Regions from separate parts of the Homo sapiens genome. Here region 1 is linked to region 2. A link is a loop called in an ENCODE intact Hi-C map of the cell type or tissue named here. Cell type or tissue: GM12878. All regions are shown on one strand. Each heading gives the region's core, and the rest is flanking DNA. Links, peaks and the distances in the headings are about the cores only.

Region 1 (2,928 bases), core at 152-2,651, 68 kb after region 2:
GTGCTGGGATTACAGGTGTGAGCCACCGTGCCCGGCCTTTTTATTTCTTTTAATCTTAAAAGTGATAGCATTTAATTGTCTAAAGGAAAATGGTGGAGAATACCAGAGGGACTGGAAAGGAAGAAGTTTTTTTGGGAGGGGTAAAATAGCTGTAGATTTCTTTTAGTAGAAAAATGTTTATATATATTGAATACTAATTCTAATAATAACTTATAGAGAGCTACAAGGTTTTCAAAATTGTTTCAGAGAACATTATACAAGTTGATGGTCCTAACAGTGCTGTGTGATAGGTGAAACAGAGATTGTAGCCTTTATTATATAGATGATAAAACTGAGGCATAGACTGGGCACAGTGGCTCACACCTGTAATCCCAGCACTTTGGGAGGCCGAGGCCAGTGGATCGCCTGAGGTCAGGAGTACAAGACCAGCCTGACCAATATGGTGAAACCCCATCTCTACTAAAAATACAAAAATTAGCAGAGCATGGTGGCATGCGCCTGTAGTCCCAGCTATTCGGGAGGCTGAGGCAGGAGAATCGCTTGAAGCCAGTAGGCGGAGGTTGCAGTGAGCCGAGATTGTGCCACTGCACTCCAGCCTGGGTGACAGACGAAGACTCCGTCTCAAAAACACAAGACAAAACAACAAAAAAACTGAGGCATAGAAAGAGTAAATGTCTTCCTCCAGGTCACATGGCTAATTCATCTAATACATTCTCTAGTTTTCCTACTTTAGCATCCTGTGGAAGGATCGTGGGAAGGAGATGCTTCCAGATAGGGCTTTCATAGTGTTGAGATGGGAACGGGAGTTGCTACACTTAAACATGGCACCAATGTCACTTCATTTGTCTTCTCCCCAAGCAGTTTTTCCTCTAAATCACCATATGTTTGTTAAACGGGGCTGGAACCTCCCCACCTACTGTTTAGGATTTCCTTTCACTACAGTGTAACATAAAGTGTTGGCATCAAATCCAGAGACTGTGTGGATTTGAAATCCTCCATAAGGTACAACAATACCAATGTGGTAGTTATGGGCATTTGGTCACATAGTTAGTAATGTAAGTGTTAGTGGCCTGGCCTGTCTATTTTTATGCATAAAGAGAGATCAGCAAGAATCAGATTATCTAGAGTGGCACATTGTTCAACAATAGACACAGTGAACATGAAAATAAGTGGTTACCCAGAGTTTAGGGAAACTGAAAGTGCTGCATGCCTTTTACGCATTCAGATGTCATGCAATTCTTGTTTTCATTTAGTTATTCATTTGAGTTGTGCCTGGATTAGAGATACCGTAAGTGGCAAGTCTACCAGAGTGGAAAAAAATTCAGTCATGGTATCATGCCTTAAGGAAAAATGTGGTTATTAAAGCATGTTAATTTTTAACTGAAAAATAGCTGACTCTTTTCCTGGAAGGATGTGAGCAATGCAACTATTTAAAAGTAAACTTTTTAAGCCACATAACCAGCACCCAGTTGAGGCTTGTGTTGTATTAGGTACTGAAAGCATTTTATGGAACTCTAAAATTACTAACAATATATCAAATACAAAGCATCTGTAAATTCAAACCATATATATAATTGCATACTAGTAATTTAAGGAAATGAAACTTTCTCCCTCAAATTCTTACTACCATAGTAGTAATTTATTCAGGCTCTCTAAATGTTCAATAACAGTAAAGATATATACCAAATTCATGGCATCAGAGGTGTTTCTGGTGGCCTTGTCTTTCACATTACATAGCTTTTGGGGGAAAAACTCTTTATTTTTTTTGAAATTTCTTTGTTGTTGTTGTTGTTTTTGTTTTAGACGGAGTTTTGCTTTGTCACCAGGTGGGAGTGCAGTGGCATGATCTCGGCTCACTGCAACCTCCACCTCCTGGGTTCAAGCAATTCTCCTGTCTCAGCCTCCTGAGTAGCTGTGACTCCAGGCATGTGCCACCATGCCCAGCTAATTTTTTTTTTTTTTTTTTTTACTTTAGTAGAGACGGGGTTTCACCATGTTGGCCAGGATGGTATCTACCTCCTGACCTTGTGATCCGCCCACCTTGGCTTCCCAAAGCGCTGGGATTACAGGTGTGAGCCACCGTGTCCAGCTCTGAAATCTCTTTTAATGAAAAATTTCAAGCATACATAAAAGTAGAATAATATAATGAACTCCGCATATACCTATCATCCAGCTCCAACTATGTTAAATTCTTGGCTAATCCTTTTTCATCTATACTCCATCCCCTTACTACCCCAAATATTTTAAAGGAAATCTCAGACCACATATTTTTCTTCTATAAATACTTTAGTTAGTATACACCTCTAAAAGATAAAAGAATCTTTTAAAAATATAAGCATGGTGGTAGATTATAGATGGTCTTACATGTTTTTTACTTCTCCTCTTGAGAGGGGAAGTCTAATTCCCCTCATCTTCAATCTCAGCTGGTCATAGAGACTTGCTTGATCAGTAGAATGTGGCAGAAGTATTATTTAAGCACTTCTGAAGTTAAGTCTTAAGAAGCTTTGAAGCTGCCATCTGGACCTCTTGGGATACATCCTTTGAGAACTCTAAGCTTCCATATAAGAAATCTGAAAACCCTGAAACGCTGATGAGATCACAGGTCAGTGCTCTAGTATAAAGTCTCAGTTGAGGTTAGCCTTCCAGTCTTCCTTTCCAAGGCACCAGACATGTAAGTCAAATCATCTTAGACCTTTTAGATCTGCCCATCTGCCAAGTGAGTACCATGATGAAGCAGAAAAACCATCCAGCTGAACCCTATTCAAAATTCCTGGCTCGCAAAGTTGTAAGATGTAATAAAATGGTCGTTGCTTTAAGCCACTGTTACGCTGCAACAGATAAAATGGAACAACCACAGAACCATTAGCACTCCTAAAATAATTAGCAATAATTCCCTAAAATATCAAATATCCATTGTTCAAATCACAA
Region 2 (2,928 bases), core at 201-2,700:
CCTCCACCTCCCAAGTTCAAGTGATTCTCATTCCTCAGCCTCCTGAGTAGTAGCTGGGATTACAGGTGTGTGCCACCATGCCCGGCTAATTTTTGTATGTTTAGTAGAGATGGGGTTTTGCCTTGTTTGCCAGGCTGGTCTCGAACTCCTGGCCTCAAGAAATCCACCCACCTTGGCCTCCCAAGGTGCTGGGATTACATACATGAGCCACCGTGCCCGACTATACTTTGCTTTTTTATTAAAACATGTTCAAGTCCTTGATCTATCTGGAATTTAGCTTTGTATATGGCTTGAAAGGGAATTAATATTATTTATCTTAATCAATGGCCTGATGTCATAAACAATTCATTTTATATTATATACTGATGTTGTTTAAATAAGTGTGAGTGTGAGTGTGAGTGTGTGTGTATGTGTGTATACAAAGTCTATCTCTACATTTTCTAGTCTGTTCCTTTGACTTATTGCCTGTTCCTAAACCAGTGCCATGCTGTTCGGTTTTATGTCTAGTAGAACAAATTCCCTCTCCTTGCAGTATCTTTTATAACACAAAAATCTCACAAATAAATAAATAAAACTTGCATCCAAATATGCTAAATGACTTGCTCGTATATCATTTAGAGATACAATTCAGAGAATAATCTCAGTTTTCTGAGTTCAGTCATTTATTTGTTCTATTTAACAGATTTTTATTGAACATCTACTATATAACAGAGTCTGTTCCAGCTTCTAAGGATCCAGTAGTGAAGGAAATACAAAAATCTATGCCCTCATGGAGCAAACACATATTCAACATTATTATTCATTTTTAAATAGCTACATCTCTGCTAAATTTTCCAGTTTTTGAAAAATAAATTTTAGTTATTAATTCAGCATAATTAGAAGAGTTGAAATTTTACACTTCATATCTCACAGTTTATTTTTCTTACACATATATTTTTTATTTTATTTATTTATTTTGAGATGAGTCTCGCTCTGTTGCTCAGGCTGGAGTGCAGTGGTACAATCTCAGCTCACTGAAAACTCCACCTCCTGGGTTCAAACAATTCTCCTGCCTCAGCCTCCTGAGTAGCTGGGACTACAGGCGCACGCCACCACACACAGCTAATTTTTGTACGTTTCGTAGAGAAAGGGTTTCACCATGTTGGCCAGGCTAGTCTTGAACTCTTGACCTCAGGTGATCCACCTGTCTCAGCCTCCCAAAGTGCTGGGATTATAGGCATGAGCCACCGTCCCTGGCCACATTTTTTTTTTTAAACTCTACAGTTTCACTTCTCTTTTTTTTATGCAAAGTAGTCTCTTCTCTACATCCATGGTTGATTTCTAAAAACCCCTTTGCAGGAGAATTCCCTGTCAAGAGCGTAAGACTTTATGAAGCAAATTAGGAAAATTGAGGCCACTATTAAACTACAAAGAATACATATTTTCCTTAGCCATTTGTTCAAATAGGACAATACATCTGGCACATATTATGTATCTAAAATTAGTAATAAATTCCCATTCACCACTTCTTGCTTTGGGATAACTTTCTAGAACTTCTCTTTTATGAAGTTTCAGCAAGACACATGATTATTTTATAACACGTGATATTCATGATGAGTCTTTTTTCCCCTTTTAGTTCTGGTTGCTACATTTCTTATTTTATGACTTAAAGTTAAATTACTTACACTCTCTACACCCGAAATGATCCCAAGGGAACTGAGTAACTTGAGAGAAGTTAAATATAATTACATGTTTGGACTCTAGAGTTATACAGATCTGCTTCAGACTTAGCTCCCCTACAGAAGATGTGACTTGGACAAGCAAGGTAACCTCTCTAAGTTAGGTTTCTCCATCCATAAATTGGTAAGAATAATATGTACCTGCCTCATAGGATTGTTGAGAAAATTAAGTGAGGTACAATGTGTAAAATTAATATCTCAGTGCTTGGCACATAATCCATGTTAAATAAGTGTTAGCCAATGTTATTATTGAGATGTTTGTTAAGACCATTTCACTACAAAGAACAGCGGTTCATCTGGGTGATGGGAGCAGGGGTATCGTGACGGTATTTATGGAAATAAGGACTTTAAGGACCTTCTGGCATATCAAGAAAAGCTGTCGAGCTGGGCCTCTTGGACTCTGGAAGTCACTCAGGAACTAGAAGCATCCAGTGGAAGAGTCACCAATCTGAGTCATCTTCTTGCTGCCTTGGCAAGTTCAGGGATCCCATAAATGCAGTGACTCAGCATCCCTCCAACTGTACTGCTACCATTCCCATTTCTACTAATTTTTCAACTCTCCTATAAATACCGTTTGATTTTGGCTTACCTATAGCTTCTGCTTGTTCATAACTGCTCACTCCTCCTTTCTGATAACTCAAAACTTCAACTTATTCACAATTTGTCAGTTCCACATGAAATTTCTAGGCAATAATGTCTGTTTGACTCAGTAGTATCCCTATTGAAGCAGAGGTTCTATATGCTAAACCTCCTCGTGGGCCATAAACCCATAGAAAAACTGATGGCCTTTGGATCATGAGCACATTCCTGATTCTAGTCAGCTGAGCTGGGAGAACTGGGGGCTGAGGGGTTCTGGAAGCGGGGCAGAGAACGTGGCATAGAACATGGCCACCTTCTTAGTAGGACCTGTAGGCTCTGCAGTTACCCCCAGAAGTGGGCTGTGTGGTGACTGGCTTGTCTGTAAACTACACTTTGGGTAAATTATATCTCATCTATTCAACATAGCCAAAAAGAAATGTCTCACTCCTCCTCCATTGACAGTTTTTATTACTTTGGTTGGTTGATTTTAAAGGGCAGTAACCTAACTTGAACTAACTTAGACACAAAGAGGAATTTATTGGCTCACAGGATCCAGGAAAGGTTTAAAAAGTTGATGTCCAAGTCCAGTCTTCCCATATAACTTTGTTTCTTATTTTATTTTTATTTTTAT

The links. A loop is a pair of places that touch in the nucleus more often than their neighbours do. Peaks named below come from ENCODE experiments on the same cell type or tissue, not always from the same donor. Only the 100,000 strongest peaks of a DNase experiment are listed, where the experiment ranks them.
Region 1: it touches region 2 in a loop (2.1-fold over the local background); 3 of 110 quality-filtered maps call a loop at or near these places.

What each region holds. Positions count from the first base shown.
Region 1 is chr2:113,790,412-113,793,339 of GRCh38, reverse strand. No RefSeq gene overlaps it. Among named protein-coding and RNA genes, the nearest start is that of SLC35F5, 35 kb to the right of the region's middle. In GM12878, for the core only: no CTCF peak of the experiment used is centred there; a DNase peak (open chromatin) is centred at 1,189.
Region 2 is chr2:113,858,209-113,861,136 of GRCh38, reverse strand. The region is part of intron 2 of ACTR3-AS1 (ACTR3 antisense RNA 1); the gene reads left to right. Among named protein-coding and RNA genes, the nearest start is that of ACTR3, 30 kb to the left of the region's middle. In GM12878, for the core only: no CTCF peak of the experiment used is centred there; a DNase peak (open chromatin) is centred at 1,316; H3K27ac peaks cover 350 bases.